Linked DNA regions of Homo sapiens: region 2 is linked to region 1. The links are chromatin loops, found by intact Hi-C in ENCODE. Cell type or tissue: B cell. All regions are shown on one strand. Each heading gives the region's core, and the rest is flanking DNA. Links, peaks and the distances in the headings are about the cores only.

What was found. A loop is a pair of places that touch in the nucleus more often than their neighbours do. Peaks named below come from ENCODE experiments on the same cell type or tissue, not always from the same donor. Only the 100,000 strongest peaks of a DNase experiment are listed, where the experiment ranks them.
Region 2: a loop joins it to region 1, with 9 times the contacts of the local background. A loop is called at or near these places in 1 of 110 quality-filtered maps.

What each region holds. Positions count from the first base shown.
Region 1 is chr21:32,706,415-32,715,971 of GRCh38, reverse strand. The region is part of intron 2 of SYNJ1 (synaptojanin 1); the gene reads left to right. Among named protein-coding and RNA genes, the nearest start is that of SYNJ1, 17 kb to the left of the region's middle. In B cell, for the core only: no CTCF peak of the experiment used is centred there; a DNase peak (open chromatin) is centred at 3,751; H3K4me3 peaks cover 640 bases; H3K27me3 peaks cover 1,730 bases.
Region 2 is chr21:31,767,578-31,777,134 of GRCh38, reverse strand. No RefSeq gene overlaps it. Among named protein-coding and RNA genes, the nearest start is that of SCAF4, 40 kb to the right of the region's middle. RefSeq lists an enhancer at 4,022-4,311. In B cell, for the core only: no CTCF peak of the experiment used is centred there; a DNase peak (open chromatin) is centred at 4,314; H3K4me3 peaks cover 1,630 bases; H3K27ac peaks cover 3,457 bases.

The DNA.
Region 1 (9,557 bases), core at 1,442-6,441:
CTACTGAACCAAATGATGAATGATTTGGCACTTGGAGAAAATAAATTTGGCATTTGGAGAGATATATAAATTCTTCTTGGTTGGATACTCATTACTTCCTCAGTTCAGAATGAAAAAATTTTAGACCCTTGAAATTCCTGGATAATTCTGGGCCAACTGAGTCAGTGAAAAGAAAAAAATTAAAAAAAAACTTTATTGTCTCAAAACATTAAATATTTCTATATGTTAAATGTACTTATTAAAATTTTGTGTTTCTATTTCATTATAGTCTTATTTAACTTTTTATATATAAAGGTGTGTTTACTTATATAACTAGCTCTTAGCAATAAATATTTATTATGAGTTATGTTTCATTCTGTTCACTAGTGGACCATAGGATTGCTGTAATCTCTTGAATGTGTTGCTGAAATATAGATAAACAAAATCATTTAATATCCTGTGGACCATGTGTGAACTATAAGTAGAATGAATCTTCTTTTTTCAATTTTTTTTTTTTTTGAGACAGAGTCTCACTTTGTTGCCCAGGCTGGAGTGCAGTGGCATGATCTTGGCTCACTGTAACCTCAGCCTCCTGGGTTCAGGTGATTCTCCTGCCTCAGCATCCCGAGTAGCTGAAATTATGGGTGTGCACCACCATGCCCAGCTGATTTTTGTATCTCTTTATTAGAGACAGGTTTCACCTTACTGGCCAGGCTGGTCTCGAACTCCTGACATCAAGTGATCCACCTGCCTCAGCTCCCCAAAATGCTGGGGTTACAGGCGTGAGCCACCGTGCCCGGCCTCTTTTTGTTTTTATTTTTAAATTCCAGAATCTTATAATTAAATAAATTTCTAGCTGGTTGTACCTTAGTGCTCATTAGTTGTCTTTCCTTGGTTAGCATTGGGAATATATCTTTGGCCTATCTTGTTCCCAGTTTTATCAATTCTCTTAGAGAATGGAGTAGAAAGTACAGTTTTCAGATTTTTAGTTGTGGCAAAGTGACGTAGGATTGATGAGAGCTGGGTTGAATAATTATGTTGGATGACACAATTGAGATCCAGCTTTTTGAAACTCAGATAATGGGTTAGAACCCACAAAAGGAAAATGCACTTCCCCTTGCACCGGATTGAGTGTTTGTGTATTCCTGAACCAAAAATGACTGTTGAGATATCATGTGCTGTTTGCATCAGGTAGATCATTGGCAGAAGAAGGTAGAAATTTCTGTGATTTCCATAGTATCACAAACTGTTTGGTGGCTACCAAATGAGGAAGAGTTGGAATAGGTACCGTATTGATGGTCTTACCAACCACTGCATATCCTCAAACCTGATCTTTCCTTCAGTCTCCCTTATGTCAATGGATTGCACTCCATCTACCAAGTTGTTTCAAACAACTTAAGAATCATCCTCAACACCTCTTCCCCTCACATTTCACACATTCTCTCTATTACCAAGTCTAGTCAATTCCTCCTCTTAATTTCCTTGAGATTCCATGCAACTGCCTGCATTTAGCTGGCTCTGTTTCAATCAAGACACTGTTGTCTCTTTCATGGATCATTACAATTCCCTCCTTAACTGGTCCCTCTGCTTCTACTTACCACGCCTACACCCCAGTCTTTTAAAAAACATGGTTTAGATCTTATTAATCCCCTGCCTAATACTCTTCAGTGATTGGCCACTGAAGTTAAAATCTAAACTCTAAGATGACCTACAATAAAATCGAGTTTCTGCTTCCCTCTTCAACCTGTTACCACTTTACCTCTTGGTTTCTATGTTCTAACCTCATTGGCCGCCTTTCAGTTCTGAATGTACCAAATTCTTTCTGGCGTCAGGGTCTTTACATATGCTGTTCCGTCTGCTCAAATGTATTTTTTTAAAATAATAAGCTTTTTAAATTATAATACATGTAGAAAAGTATATAAATCTTAAACATACAGCTTGATATATTATTATAGAATGAACATACCCTTATTACCACAACTGGGTTGAGAAATAGAATATTATTACTAGCATACCAGAGAGCTTTCCAGAGAATAATCCCCTCATGCTCCTTCCCAGTTATCTTTATTATGATCTGCAAAGATAATCACTATTCAGACCTCTTACATCATGGAATAGTTTTAAGTGTTTTTCAGCTTAACATAAATGGAGTCATTCTCTGTGTATTCTTTGGTATCTAGCTCCTTTCACTCAATGAAATCATCCATGTTGACATATGGGAAATCATCCATGTTGACATATGGGAAATCATCCATGTTGATATATGGGAAATCATCCATGTTGATATATGGGAAATCATCCATGTTGATATATGGGAAATCATCCATGTTGATATATGGGAAATCATCCATGTTGACATATGGGAAATCATCCATGTTGACATATGGGAAATCATCCATGTTGACATATGGGAAATCATCCATGTTGACATATGGGAAATCATCTATGTTGATATATGGGAAATCATCCATGTTGATATATGGGAAATCATCCATGTTGACATATGGGAAATCATCCATGTTGACATATGGGAAATCATCCATGTTGACATATGGGAAATCATCCATGTTGACATATGGGAAATCATCCATGTTGACATATGGGAAATCATCCATGTTGATATATGGGAAATCATCCATGTTGACATATGGGAAATCATCCATGTTGACATGGGAAATCATCCATGTTGATATATGGGAAATCATCCATGTTGACATATGGGAAATCATCCATGTTGATATATGGGAAATCATCCATGTTGACATATGGGAAATCATCCATGTTGACATATGGGAAATCATCCATGTTGATATATGGGAAATCATCCATGTTGACATATGGGAAATCATCCATGTTGACATATGGGAAATCATCCATGTTGTAGCAAGTGGCAGTAGTTTACTCATATTTGTTGCAGTGTAGTCCATTTTATGAATATTAAAATATTTAGCTGTTTTGTTGACATTTGCTTTATTTCCAATTTTGCTATTATAAATGACACAAGTATGAACATCCTTGTACATGTTTTTTGGTACATATATGTACACATTTCTGTTGGCTGTATTCTTAGGAATGGAATTGCTGGATCACAGTATATACGTATGTCGCCTGAAACATTTTTATCTCCACCGTTTATTTGGCTAGCCTTCCTGTCTCACTATAAAGGTCACTTCCTCAGTGAGGTTTATTCTAATCATTGTCCTCCTCCAACAAACAATTTAAAATTAGGTTCTCCCATTGTAATCTGTTAGAACTCCATTATAGTACTTACTATAATTTATAATTTTGCATTTGTATGGTTATATAATTCCTGTCTTCCTAATCTGATTCCTAAGAAGGTGTCACGGTACTGACTGTTTTTATTCCTAGAACCTTGCCAGGGGCCTGGTGCATGGTAGGCATTCAATAAATACTTCTTGCGTGAATGAAAGTTTTTTTTTTTTCCTTAAATGTCACCAAGATTGGAATGTGAAGTTTAAATAGGACATTAATTTAGATAGTTTAATATCTTTCAGCTGGAATTTTAATTACTTTTGTAAGAGAAACCTTTTCCTTTTAAAATAATTTTTCTCTTTATATATGATGAAATGGAAAGAAGCTTTACTGCCAGCTAGTTATGTGATCTTGGATGAATGATCTAATCTCTACTCTTTTTCTTCTGAAAATGAGAAGCTTGGATTACATGATCTCTAGGATCCTCATACAGGAGGTTCTCTGGTTCTATACCAAAGTGCTGTCTGCATGCAAATAAGCTCACCACAAACTGCAGTGCATGCAACCACAGGCAAATTGTGGTTCTAGAGAGATCATTCTAACATGCAGTCTTATTTTTACATTGTTATTGACCTTCTTTAGCTTAGTCTTCTGTATCAGCTGGGGAAGAACAGTGTATTCTCAGACTGCAAGGTTTGACCCACAGCAGAATGTTGACATTGGATAGTAGGCCCTTCATTTGGATGGCTTTATTATTTAGCTTAAATTATTATAATCCATCAGAAGTTGGAGAAATTTACATTTAAATTTAATCCTGAAAATACTTTTAAAGTAAAATGAAAGTGACATTTAAGTTACCTATTGCTCTTGGATAAGAAGTTAATTTTGTTTCTTTTCTGTTCAGATGTGGAGTTAGCAATGCAGGTGTGATTATCATGCGACAACTATGTTATGTTTAACAAGCCTCTCTTTTAGAGCCACAACTCATGAAAATCAAGAAATAGGTATATGATTATGTCTTCATCTGAATTTTTATATTTGATCCTAATACTTCATTATTTGCCTTAAATTCTAATTTGAGAAACGAGGTTGTAATACAACAATGCTGAATAATGCCAGTTATGTCACATGACATAGTATTATAAGTCATTGCTGGGCGCGGTGGCTCACACCTGTAATCCCAGCACTCTGGGAGGCTGAGGTGGGCAGATCATGAGGTCAAGAGATCGAGACCATCCTGGCCAACATGGTGAAACCCGTTTCTACTAAAAATACAAAAATTAGCTGGGCATGGTGGCGCGCGCCTGTAGTCCCAGCTACTCTGGAGGCTGAGGCAGAAGAATCGCTTGAACACAGGAGGTGGAGGTTGCAGTGAGCCAAGATCACACCACTGCACTCCAGCCTGGCGACAGAACGAGACTCCATCTCAAAAAAAAAAAAAAGTAAGTCACTCCAGAAAAAAGAAAAAGGTGGAGGATGTCAAATAATATGATAGAGCACAATTGATATGTTAAATTTTGATAGAGAACAATTGATATATTTATACTCTGAGTGTTTTCTGTAGTCTATAAATAGACCACCTCTACCGTTTCTATTTTTGTCACCTTCCAGTAGCTTAACGAGGAAAAGTTGTAGGTTGGGGCTCCCTTCAGTCATGCATGAATTTGTTCAGTTAAAAGAAGTTTGAAAACATGCACAAAACTAAAATAAGGAAGGAGTTGAGTTATCTGAATTAAGTTGTAGGATATTACTACCTCATGGCTTTATATAGTTTTAAATATTTCCTAACTTCTGTGATAATGAGCAAAAACAAACTTATTATTTTCCAAGTATAGTTTCCATTTCAACAGTTAGAATATTAAAACTAAATTATTTAGGAAGAATATAAGGAAAACATTGATGGCAGGGTATAACAATATTTACCCTTCCTAAGGCCTCCATTCTGGAATTACTAAATCTTTTCCTTTCTTAATTTATTATATATTTACTATTTGATGAGTGTTTGAGAGCCTTGGGAAGTGTGGGCTATGGGGCCATTCTAAAGATTGTAGGACTTACAAGTCCCTTTGAAGTTTATAAAAGTCCAAATCAATCAGGTGCAATGGCTCACACTTATAATCCCAGCACTTTGGGAGGTTGAGGCGGGAGAATCGCTTGAGCCCAGGGGTTTCAGGTTACAGTGAGCTATGATCATGCCACTGCACTCAGGCTTGGGTGAGAGTGAGAGATCCTGTTTGGGAAAAAAAAAAAAGTTCAAATGTCTGTTAAACTTTTGGCTAATGCACTCCTGGTCTAGGGTAATTAGAGAAAAGTTCTTCTCTGATCCCTTAGAATTCCAGTAGCTTCTGGCTGTCTCAAGATAATTGGCCAGAGTTATCTCTCTCCTTTCTGAATTTATCCAATAGTTCAAAGAATGTAATAATTTTTTTAACATTTTATTTGGAGAAATAGTGTAACTGTTACATATGTCACCTAGCCTCCATAATATCAACTCATGGACACTTTTGTTTTTCTATATTTCTACCTACTATCTCTCCCTCCTTATTTATTTATTTATTTATGTTTTTATTTATTTATTTTGAGAAGGCATCTTGTTCTGTCACTCAGGCTGGAGTACAATGATGTAATCTCGGCTCACTGCAACCTCAACCTCCTGGGTTCGAGCTTTTATGCCTTAGCCTTCCAAGTAGCTGGGATTACAGGTGTCTGCAACCATGCCCGGCTAATTTTTGTATTTTTTGTAGTAGAGATGGGTTTTTTACCATGTTGGCCAGGCTAGTCTCAAACTCCTGACTTCAAGTGATCCTCCCACCTTGGCCTCCCAAAGTGCTGGGATTACAGGCATGAGCCACCACACCCCACCTGATTTCCATTTCTTTCACATGAAACACATGGCAGTGAGAATTCTGTCAATACTCTTTAAGCATAACATAAGTACATGAGTTTAATAGGCAGTGTTTTTGGCTGGACACCATGGCTTACGCCTATAATCCCAGCACTTTGGGAAGCCAAGGTGGGAGGATCACCGGAGCTCAGGAGTTCAAGACCAGCCTAGCCAAAATGGTGAAACCCCATCTCTACTAAAAATACAAAAATTAGCTGGGCGTGTTGGTGGGCACCTGTAATCCCAGCTACTCGAGAGGCTGAGGCAGGAGAATTGCTTGAACCCAGGAGGCGAAGGTTACAGTGAGCCAAGATCGCGTCACTGCACTCTAGCCTAGGTGACAAGAGTGAGACTCTGTCTCAAAAAAAAAAAAACACTCCATAAAATCTCTTTCTTTTTTTTTTTTTTTTTTTTTTTTGAGACAGAGTCTTGCTGTGTCGCCCAGGGTGGAAAGGCGGTGGTGTGATCTTGGCTCACTACTACCTCCGCCTGCCGGCTTCAAGTGATTCTCCTGCCGTAGCCTCCTGACTAGCTGGGACTACAGTTGTGCGCCACCACGCCCTGCTAATTTTTGTATTTTTAGTAGAGACAGGGTTTCACCATGCTGGTTTCAAACTCCTGACCTCAGTGAGCCACCCACCTTGGGCCTCCCAAAGTGCTGGGATTATAGGTGTGAGCCACTGTGCCCAACCGGCAGTGTTTTTTCTTAAGTCAGTAAAAATTTTACTGTCTAAAAGCGTGTTGGATCCATGGGTGAATTGAAATATATTTCTAATACATAAGTAAGATTGGTTTTTATTTAGCTTTTTAATTGTTCTGTGATTAACAAGCCATTGAAAAATGAATCTTGTTAATTGTTAAAATCTTCTTATTGTCTTTATATGGCAAGTTTTGGTTATCCCTCACCTGTTACATATTGTTCCACCTTTATTTTTTATTTTTTAGAGGTGGGGTCTTGCTATCTTGCCTAGGATGGTGTTGAACTCTTGGGTTCAAGCAATCCACTTGCTTGGCCTCTTAAAGTGTTAGGATTACAGGCGTGAGCCACCACACCCAGCAAAATGATTCTTTTTGGGCCCACAAAGAAGTTTTTCTTTTCTAATAAAGAGCTGGTATCAAATGAAAAAAAAAAAAGGTACCTAAGAAAAGGTATGAATGAAAGATGGTGTTGAGTATGACATGGGAAAAATAGTCTTTTCCTTTAAAATAAGCTATAGAGGGAGTTAGGTACTATTTATTCCTGAGGTGTTATAGCAGAAACTTTAGAAGTTGGAATTTGCTTTAGCTTATGTGTTCAGCATGTGAACTAATGCGGTGCAGGCCGCCTTACCTCACCTGAACTGCTGTCGATCTTGATGGGCTCAGAATCACTCCGAAAGCAATTCTCTTCTGGGACATTCCTACCTACTTATGGTTAGAAATCAGTAACTTACAAAGAAAGGTTTGTTTTGCCTAGCATCTCGTTTGTTTAATAACCACCATGAATAGGAGGGGAAAAAAAATACCTCTTCACAAAAGGGAGTTTATTCCATTCGTTGAAAGTGCAGTGGATGCCTTGAAAGACTGCACTAGCAGGAAAGTGACCTGAACTTCCTCCCTAACACGGTATCTTCCGAACTTTCATTTCCGCTCATTCTTTCAGTTTGTTTCCTCTGAGCTCCCCACACACCCTGCCACTTCATAAACTTCAGTATTTTAAACCCTAGTTAGCAACCATTTAACAATGCCTATATTTCCCACCCCCACCTTACTACTCCCTGCCACAGGCATACACATTTGAAAGTTTCCAGACGTAACTGAGGAGTTGTTGAATGTGAATCTCAGTAATGAGGGCATTCAAATACTTTCAATGATAAAGTAAAATGTTTTACCTCTTTTTTGAGACGGAGTCTCACTGTGTCACCCAGGCTGGAGTGCGGTGGCACATCTTGGCTCACTGCAACCTCCGCCTCCCAGGCTCAAGCAGTTCTCCTGCCTCAGCCTCCCAAGTAGCTGGGATTACAGACATGCATCATCACGCCCACCTAATTTTTGTATTTTTAATAGAGACGGGGTTTCACCATGATGGCCAGGCTGGTTTCGATCTCCCAACCTCAGGTGATCCACTTTATATATTATTTTTAAATTAGCAAAACATGTTCTTTAATGCACAACCTTTCCATTTGTTTTTGTCTATTAGATGAACATTTAATCAGCAATTGCAGTGTTCCATTCAGAGTCTCTGTGTTAGGTTAGGTATTGTGTTGAGATATAAGGAAATGAGGCTAGGTGCAGTTGCTCATGCCTGTAATCCCAGTACTTTGCGAGGCCAAGGCAGGAGGATCACTTGAAGCCAGAAGTTTCAGACCAGCCTGGGCAACATAGAAAGACCCTGTCTCTACAAAAAATAAAAATTAACCAGGTATGGTGGCACGTACCTGTAGTCCTAATACTACTCAGTAGTAGTCCTGTAGTATTAGTGCCTGTAGTCCTAGCTACTCAGGAAGGAGGCTGAGGCAGGAGGATCACTTGAGCCCAGGAGCTTGAGGTTACAGTGAGTCATGATTGTGCCACTGTACTCCAGGGTGGGTGATAGAGTGAGATCCTGTCTCAAAAAAAAAAAAAAAAAAAAAGGAAAAAGAAATAAGACTTAGTTTCTGTTGTTACTAGTTTACATGTAACTATAGTATAAAATAGGAGAAAGATTTACCTCCAGCTAGAGTGATCAGGGAAAATCTTTGGGAAGGGAAGTGGTGTTTTAATTTGGAACTGAAGGATAGGTAATATTTGGAAACACAAAGATGATTAAAGGTTGGTCCAGATGAAACAACAGTATGAAAAAAGGGAGAAAGGGAAGAGAATGTGGAACATGTGGGCAACAAAATTATTCATTTTGGCTGAAGCATGGGATGCAAGGGAGATTATTAAGGGAAAAAGAATGATGGTGATGATTGTAAAATATTTCCAAGTGCTGTATTTTATCTAAAGATTATACATATTATTTTATGTAATGTTGTATATAGCCTTTCTTATTTTAAATAATCTCTTTATAGTAGAAGATTCTAAAATAATTTTCTGGAATTAAATTATCAGAGAAGTGGGGCAGAAATTTAATTAGGTTCATCCCCCTTCCATCATGTATTTTTGTGAAGTTTATGGAGTCTCATAAAATAAGGAAATCTTTTTTCCCCATTAAAAAAATGTACAGGGAGGGAATAACAAGGTATTTAGAAGAGTTTACCTTATTAACGTCAGAGATAAAAGCTTCTTTATCTGGGAATAAGTATATGTATTTTTAAAAATTATTTTTGCTGGTTACATTGAAAAAATTTTAATTTTGCAGCAATTTAAAACATAAAGAAAGGTTGAAGTATAGTACAAATAACTTTTTTTCCTCTGGACTTCTTTTTTTTTTTTTTTGCCCCAGAACTGAGTGGATTCTCTGGACTTTTTAAGAATAGGTTGCTGACATGATGACCCATCACCCCCAAATACTTTGCTA
Region 2 (9,557 bases), core at 2,310-7,309, 940 kb after region 1:
GACTCAGCAAGCCTAGTCTCCCCACATTCTTCTGCCTGCTTTTATTCCAGCCATGCTGGCAGCTGAGTAGATTGTGCCCACCCAGATTAAGAGTGGGTCTGCCTTTCCCAGTCCACTGACTCAAATGTTGATCTCCTTTGACAACACCCTCACAGACACACCCAGGAATAATACTTTCCATCCTTCAATCCAGTCAAGTTGACATTCAATATTAACCATCACGAGAAGGAAGATTTTTTCCCCTCACATTAGAAATCCAAGGAGGGGGGAGAGCAAATAGAGCACAATATTCAATATTTCACCAATCCAAAATCTTTTCCGCACATATACTGTGTGTGTGTGTGTGTGTGTGTGTGTGTGTGTGTGTGTGTGTGTGTATTCTGCATGCCTTTTTCTTTTGTTTTGTTTTTTTGTTTGTTTTCTGAAACAGGATCTCACTCTGTCACCCAAGCTGGAGTACAGTGGTGCAATCATAGCTTATTGCAGCCTCTAACTCCTAGGCTCAAGTGATTCTTAGAACATCTTAGAAGATCTAATCGCTGATGACCATTGTAATTTTCTGAGAGTGGGTTTTACTTTTCAATGTTTGCTCCATTTATCTGACTGTGGCACTCCCATTTTTTAAACGGAGGATCTTGTGGTTGTGATGTTTTGTGGCATATACTTGAGAAAGACCATTCTGATCAAAGAGAACCAGGCACGTGCGAGTATGGGTGGGAAAGGTGGGAATGTGCATGAAATAGTAAGAGGAAAGGCAAAGCCAGAGAGGAAGGGAAAGCTAGAGGGAAAAAAATCAGCAATATTCCTACTCTTCCATCAGGCCATATAGGTTCCAATACTCTCTCTGCCATGAACTAACCACGTTAACTCGGATTGGTGACTTCACCTCTCTGGGCCTCAGCTTCCTCATGTATAAAATGTGGATAATAATAATGCCTGTCTTGTAGAGTTGTTAGGACTGAATATGGCAATACGACATAGAGCACGTAAGACAGTTCCTGGCACAATGTAATACTAGCATTGGCTGATGTTACAAGGCCAGAGCTGCCAGACTGGGAAGGGTCTTCCAGTTAGACAGAGGTGCTATGGGAAAAGGCAAGTTTTCCTAGAGGTGGTTTATTTGTGTATTTTTTCATTACAAAATATGTCATGCAAAGTAAAGAATACTTATGTATGCAGGTGTTTGTGTGTAGTCAGATGCAAGATTTGCAGGATAATAATAAAATGAATCCTTAGGGACCTATTACCCAGCTTAGGCAACTGAACATCACCAAAGAAGTAAACCCTTGCAGTCCCCTCCCTGGTCTCTGTCCCTCCCATCCCCTCAAAGGAAACCACTCAGTCTGATTTAGACACTCATCATTCTCTTGTTTATTTTGATAGTTTAACTGCATTTGTCTGTTCCCCACAGACACTGTTTAGTTCACCTATTTCCAAACCTTATATAAATAGGATCTTACTGTGCATATTTTTCCATGACTTTCCTTCTTCATTCAACTTTGTGTTCTAGAGATTCACCCACAGTGAGGTGTTGGCTCTGGTTCATTCATCTCCATTGTTCTCTAGCACCACTAGAGAACATATCATCTCCATTGTTCTCTAGCACCACTAGAGAACATATCTCATACTTTTTCATCTGATTAACGAAACTTTGGATTGATTTCCATATTTCTGCTCTAATAAAAATGCTGCCAGGATGTTCTTATGTGTGTTGTCTGTTGAGAACGTGCAAGGGCTTCTGGATGGCAGGGCGCCTCCAGCTTTCCTAGGTTCTCTGAAATTGTTTTCTGAAATGATCTAATGGACTCACTGTCCCCCTAGTTGTGTACACATGTTCCCTTTATTCATATTTCTTACTCTGGAAACTTCCAAAGGACTGACCAGATAAAAGCTAGGTTTAGGGAAGATCCATTAGGTGAGGGGAGGGGGGGTTAGAGGGGAGAAGCCCCTTACCAGGTAAGATGGACAAGAGGCCAGAGGACATCAACAGGTGCATCCCTACAGAGACCCGAGGGCCTAGCAAGACACGGCCTCCTTTTTGGGCAGAATTCCTACAGTTTCTCTTTTGTGTATGAGTTGGTATCCACCAATAGAATCCACAATCTTTGGAATGCACCCAACAGGATGCATGGCTTGCAAAAAAGCAAAGAGTTACATACTTGAAAATTCTAATGTATTTCCCTGTGTCTGGTAAAAGGATCTGGCCCCAGGAAAAGTACTGTGCATCTTCAAATCTAACCCTCTTTGTCTGTAAATTGGACATCATTATCTGCCTCCACAGAACTGTTGTGTGGCTTGGCAGATCATTAATGGTAATGGGTCCTTGGTCCCTGTAAAACCAGATGTAAATGCTGAGTGCTGCTTATAGTAGGAACAGGTTACGCATATAGTAGGGTGGAAGCACAATCCAACAGGACTAGCCTAAATGTTACTTTTCAGAGACAACTTGAATCTCACTAAATTTTAAACAGGTTAGTTTCGTATCAACAGGACTTTTCCCAAGCCATCAGTTTCCTTTGCCTCCTACACAACCAAGCAGGACTGCCCCAGGGGAGGAAGGCAGAAATCATGGACAAGTTTCCTGAGAGGCCACATCCGCCTGTTCAGGCCTTGCCACCTCACTGCATGAAGGGACACGGCCTCATGTGCATCAGCTGTCATATCTTGGGTTTCTTGGTATTCAAGAAATGCTTTCTTTTCTTTTCTTTCATTTTATTTATTGATTAATTGATTGATACAGTGTCTCTCTCTGTCACCCAGGCTGGAGTGTAGTGGCGCAATCTCAGCTCACTGTAGCCACTACCTTCCAGGATGAAGCCATCCTCCCACCCCAGCCTCCCAAGTAGCTGGGACTACAGACCCATGACATCACTCCTGGCTAATTCATAGAGATGGGGTGTCCTATATTGCCCAAGCTGGTCTTGAACTCCTGGGCTCAAGCAATCTGCCTACTTCAGCCTCCCAAAATGTTGGGATTAAAGATGTGAGCCACCATGCCTGGTGTAAGAAATGGATCTACCAAGTTCAGGCTATTTTGTAATAATTTTCATTGTGTATGTGTGGTTTTTGGTTTTGCTTTTTGCTTTTTGGGTTTGTTTTTTTTTTTTTTTGAGTCAGAGTCTTGCTCTGTTGCCCAGGCTGGAGTCCAGTGACACAATCATAACTCACTGCAACCTCAAACTCCTGGGCTCAAGCAATTCTCCCACCTCAGCCTCCCAAGTAGCTAGGACTACAAGTGTGCACCACCATGCCCAGCTAATTTTTAAATTTTTTTGTAGAAGTTGAGGGGTGGGGGGTTGGGGGGGGGCTCTCACTGTGTTGCTCAGGCTCGTCTTGAACTTCTGGCCTCAAGCAATCCTCCTGCCTTAGCCTCCTGAAGCCCTGAGATAACAAGCATGAGCCACCACACCTGGCTAATTTTTAGTTGTTTAGACTGTCTTGTCCTCAAGGCAACAATCTATTGCAGCTGATTCACGAGGCTCACACCTTTGTAAGTTTTGTGATAATAACTGAGGGCCAGGTTGCAGCCTGAGGCTTCTTGGGTCTGGCTTCCTGTCCTTTCCACAGGTCCTAGGTGCCTCTCCCACCATGCACAAGGCCCTGATCCAGTCCTAGGACAGTTGGCTAAAGAGCCTGTCAGCTAATGCTCAGCCTTTTCCAGCTGTTTACCCCATTTTTCTCATGTGTTGACTAACACTTCCTGCCCCCAAAACCTGTCAGCTCCAAGATGTACTCCACAATCGTTCTGTCTCCCATCTGTCCATCTGGGGCCCAGGGGACACAGCAAGAGTCTCAAAAGGCCCATTTGCATCTCACCCACATCAGTAGAGCAAAAAGGGGGCATTGCTGTAATAAAGAAATAATTGAAGGTAGAAAGTGCTAAAGCAAAAGGGGAAAGGAAGATTATCCAAATGCAACTAAATATAGATTCTACTGTGGGTCATGTTGCTGAGGTGCAGACATTTACAGCAGGTGTTCAGTTTTGCTTAACGCAAGACTCTTTGCAATCATTTTTAAGTAGTACAGTGAAAGGGCCCTTAGGGAAAGAGCTCCCCTTGTTCTCACTTTGCAGATGTAGAGGCCTGAGAAGCAGGGAGGTGAAGTAGTTCACCCACGATCCCACAGCTGCTAAGTGCCAGGGCTAGGACTCCATCCCAGGGCTTGGGACAGTCAAACAGGGCCTCTTTCAACAAGCCCGTATTGTCTCTCAGCAAAGATCTATAAAAAGCTGGATGATAATAAAATAAGCTTATGCAACACTTTTGCCTAATGCAAATTAAGAAATTGATTTCAGGAACAGAAACTTGGGTAGGGTTTGCCCACATACAAACAACACTAAAGAGAAAGTTGACTACTTAAAATAGAAGACACTGTTCTCTCATGTGACTGAAAGGATTATTTCTATTCTGAAAAACTGAGAGGTTGCCTGTCATAAAGTCGTGTCCTCAAATTCAGAAACTTTAAAGTTTAATGCGGCCCAACGCATTGACTCACACCTGTAATTCCAACACTGGGAGTCCAAGGTGGGAGCTTGAGCCCAGAAGTTCGAGACCAGCCTAGGCAACATGGCAAGACACCGTCTCTACAAAAAAAATTTTTTTTAATTAGCTAGGCGTGGTGGCACATGCCTGTAGCCCAAGCTACTTGGGAGGCTAAGGCAGGAGGACCCCTTGAGCCCAAAAAGTCAAGGTTGCAGTAAGCCATGATCACACCACTGCAACCCAGCATGGGTGACAGAGTGAGACCCTGTCTCAAAAATTAAAGTTTAAAAATAAAGTTTTTTAAATAAAAAAAAAAAGTCTGGCCAGGAGCGGTGGCTCACACGTATAATCCTAGCACTTTGCGAGGCCGTGGTGGATGGATCACTTGAGCTTAGGAGTTCAAGACTAGCCTGAGTAACATGGCGAGACCCCATCTCTACAAAAAAATACAAAAAAAATTAGCCAGGCATGGTGGCACACACCTGTAGTCCCAGCTACTCAGGAGGCTGAGTTGGGAGGATCTGACCTCTTGAGTCCTGGAGGTCTAGGCTGCAGTGAGCCAAGATTGCACCACTGCAGTCCAGCCTGGGTGACAAAGTGAGACCCTGTATCAAAAAATATATATACATATATATATAAATGTTTAAAAGCCTAATGTAAGTGTCTCCAGTATACTGTAAGTAAAGTGACTTGTGTTTGTGAATTTAATCACTTGCAAAACACATAGTCATTCTCTCACTTGTCTTTACAATAACTCTGTGAGGAGCTGAGCATCAATCAGTGTCATCATTATCTCCATTCCACAAATAAGGAGATGGCGGCTCAGAGAAACTAAATGAATTCTCAATATCATGCAGCTGAACCTTGAACCTCAGGCTGCTGAATTCTTTTTATAAGGTATGGTAGAAGGGAATTCAAGCTCGAAGTCAGGAAGACGGATATGAGTCCTGACTTGGCCACTTACTTGGTCTCTGTCATTGAACAACTTATTTACCGCACAGAGCCTCAGCTGATGCATCTGTAAAATAGGGAGAATCACACCTGTGTGGTAGCTTTTATGAGTATTCAATGAAGCAATGTATGAAAAGCATCAAGGTCAGTGCCTGGCACAAACCAGGTTCTCAGACAAGTAATCCTTGCTATTGCTGATATATACAGCTTCTATTATACTATTTTGCAGCTTTTCCAGCTAGTCACGGCACAATACATGACTTAAAGACACAAAAGGGAGACTTCCTTTCCTCTGATCTCACTCCCTGATTCACTGGCCTGGCTTCTTATAAAGAAAGGTCTTGGCCTGGTTTAAGCAGAAATTCATTTACCAAAAGAATTAGTTGATGAAGGCCAGGCGCGGTGGTTCACGCCTGTAATCCCAGCACTTTGTGAGGCCGAGGCAGGCAGATCATGAGGTCAGGAGATCGAGACCATCCTGGCTAACATGGTGAAACCCCGTCTCTACTAAAAATACAAAAAATTAGCTGGGCGTGGTGGCGGGCGCCTGTAGTCCCAGCTACTTCGGAGGCTGAGGCAGGAGAATGGCGTGAACCTGGGAGGCGGAGCTTGCAGTGAGCCGACGTGCGCCACTATACTCCAGCCTAGGTGACAGAGCGAGACTCCGTCTCAAAAAAAAAAAAAAAAAAAGAATTAGTTGATGAGGTCACCAGTAAATGTAAAGCATTTCATTTATTCACACAATAAATGTTAATAAAGAGTGTACTATAACCCAAGCTTTAGGGAGACCATGTAGCACTTGGTAGGCACAGTCCCAGGCCTCAGGGAGCTGAAGTGATGGGGAAGGCAAACATCAAGCAAGTCACTGGCACCACCAACGTGATTCAGACACGTCTGATCACCCCCGATCACCTGGCATTTTCAGGGCTTAGAATCAGTAAACAAATAGAAACTCCTTAGTTCCCTGCTTTCTCCACTTCTCTGCAAATCATCACCAATTAAGTGCGCATTCAATAAAAGCAGAGAAAAACATTAAGTCCTTAGTGATTCCCATCACTGCTGCCCACATTTCATTGCTGAGAACTAATCACATGACCATAACTGGGCATGAAGAGGGTTGAGAAAATAGCCCTTGACTGGGCTGTCACTTTCCATGCTAGGAAAGGGAGGATGCATTTTTGGTAGCCAAATGGCATATACTTGGGAAAGACCATTGTGACTTTTCTGCCACAGCCAGAAAGAAGGCCAAACATATCAGCAATCCTAACACCTAATGAAAAGAACACAGGAAAGATGGAAAAGACATCGAAAAAGGCATGCTAGGCCGGGCGCAGTGGCTCACACCTATAATCCCAGAACTTTGGGAGGCTGAGGCAGGTGGATGACCTGAGGTCAAGGGTTCGAGACCAGCCTGACCAACACGGCGAAACCCCATCTCTATTAAAAATACAAAAATTATGTAATCTCAGCTACTCGGGAGGCTGAGGCAGGACAATCGCTTGAACCTGGGAGACGGAGGTTGCAATGAGCTGAGATCGCACCATTGCACTCCAGCCCAGGTGACAGTGTGAGACTCCGTCTCAAAAAAAAAAAAAAAAAAAACACAAAAATTAGGCCAGACACGGTAGCTCACGCCTGTAATCCCAGCACTTTGGAAGGCCGGGGCGGGCGGATCACCTGAGGTAGGGAGTTCGAGACCAGCTTGACCAACGTGGAGAAACCCTGTCACTACTAAAAATACAAAATTAGCTGGGTGTGGTGGTGCATGCCTGTAATCTCAGCTACTTGGGAGGCTGAGGTAGGAGAATCGCTTGAACCCAGGAGGCAGAGGTTGCAGTGAGCCAAGATCATGCCATTGCACTCCAGCCTGGGCAACAAGAGCAAAGCTCTGTTTCAAAAAATAAATAAATAAATACAAAAATACAAAAATCAGTCAGGCATGCTGGTGCAGGCCTGTGGTCGCAGCTACTCAGGAGGCTGAGGTGGAAGGACCACTTGGGCCTGGGAGGCAGGGAGGTTGCAGTTAACCAAGATTGTGCCACTGCACTCCAGCCTGGATGACAGACAGGCTGCACTCCAGCCTGGATGACACTGCACTCCAGCCTGGATGACAAAAAAAGAAAATAAAAGAAAAAGGCATGCCAGGTATATATTAATAGTAGTCATCTCACACAAAATAAAATTCAAAATGAAAAGCATTAAAAGAATATATCATAATTATAACATTATAATCCACAAAAATATGAATCATAAACATTTATGTACCTACAACCTTGGCCTCAAAATCTGTAAGTAAGACAAGCCCTGATAGAAATGCAAGGAATCACTGGTAAGTCCCCATCATGGGTGGCTTTAAATACATTTCTCAAAAACAGGCTGATCAACTACTACCCAAATGAATATGTCTTAAGAAGTCCTGGCTGACAAAACTAACATTTATAACTTCATAGGCATATGGAGAGAAACAAGTTTTTATCCAACAGACATTACACATTTTTTTCCAACTCTCATGAGACATTCTCTGAATGTATTAAACCACAAAGAAAATCACAACAAATCCCCAATAGTAAAACTGTGACAGCATACATTCATGAACTATAATGGAATAAAATTAGAAAATAATAAAAGATGGATAACAAACAAAAATCTATCCTCTTGGATATTTTAAAACATTCCACTAAATAAGTCTTAGGTTTGACAGGAAATAAGCACAGAAATTACAAGCCATTTAGAACTGAATCACAGTAAGAGCTGTCCATGGATATCAAGGCCCTTGGGACACGCTAAGACAGCACTCACAGGGAAAATACATAGCCTTATGTGCATGTGACAGAAAATAAGAAATGTTGAAAATAAATGAATCAACCAAGATTTCAACTCAAGAAGCTTGGCAGGGGATGGAGAGAGACAAAATAAACCTGAAGAAAGTTGAAGGAATGAATTAAGAAAGATAAGAGTAGAAATTAATAAAAATAGAAAATAAAGAGGTGATAGCATGTGGTGACTGGTTTTTCAGATGCTGGCAAGGTTGCAGAGAAAAGGAAACACTTATACACTGTTGGTGGGAGTGTAAATTAGTTCAACCATTGTGGAAAACAGTGTGGCGATTTCTCAAAGACCTAAAAGCAGAAATACCAATTGACCCAGCAATCCCATTACTGGGTATATGCCCAAAGGAATATAAATTGTTCTATTATAAAGACACATGCATGTGTATGTTCATTGCAGCACTATTCACAATAGCAAAGGCACGGTATCAACCTAAATGCCCATCAATGATACACTGGAAAAAGAAAATGTGGTACATATACACATGGAATACTATGCAGCCATAAAAAAAGAATGAGATCATATTTTTTGCAGGAACATGGATGGAGCTAGAGGCCAATATCCTTAGCAAACTAACACAGAAACAGAAAACCAAAACCGCATGTTTTCGTTTTTAAGTGAGAGCTAAATGATGAGAACACATGGACACATAGAGGGGAACAATACACACGGGGTCCTATCAGGGGCTGGAGATGAGGATCAGGAAAAATAACTAATAGGTACTAGGCTTAATACCTGGGTGATGAAATAATCTGTACAACAAACCCCCATGACACAAGTTTACCTATATAACAAACCTGCATATGTACCCCTGAACTTAAAATAAAAGTTAAAAAATAAAAATTAACTTGTTTTTTGAGAGAAGTAATAGAAAGGCAAAACTTTGGCTTATCTTTCAAGAAAAAATCACAAGTCAAAAACTAAGAATGTTTATCTTCATGGCAAGCATTTTGAAAAGTACTGGATGAAGAGACTAATATCCTAGAAAAATATTAATTACAAAGATTCATTCAAGGAAAATTAGGAATGTTAAATAGAATCATTACTATCAAGGAACTTAAAGAGATACTCAAAGATCTATCCCTAAAACAGACACTGAGTCCAGAGGGCTTTTCAGGTAGATTCTGACAAAGCTTTAAGGAAGAGATAATTCTATATAAACTGCCTCTGATCCTAGGAAAACATGGGAAGCTTACCTAACACATTTTCTCATTTTAGAGGTTCAGTATACCATTGATACCTGGCCAGGCATGGTGGCTCACATCTGTAATCCCAGCGCTTTAGGAGGCCGAAGCA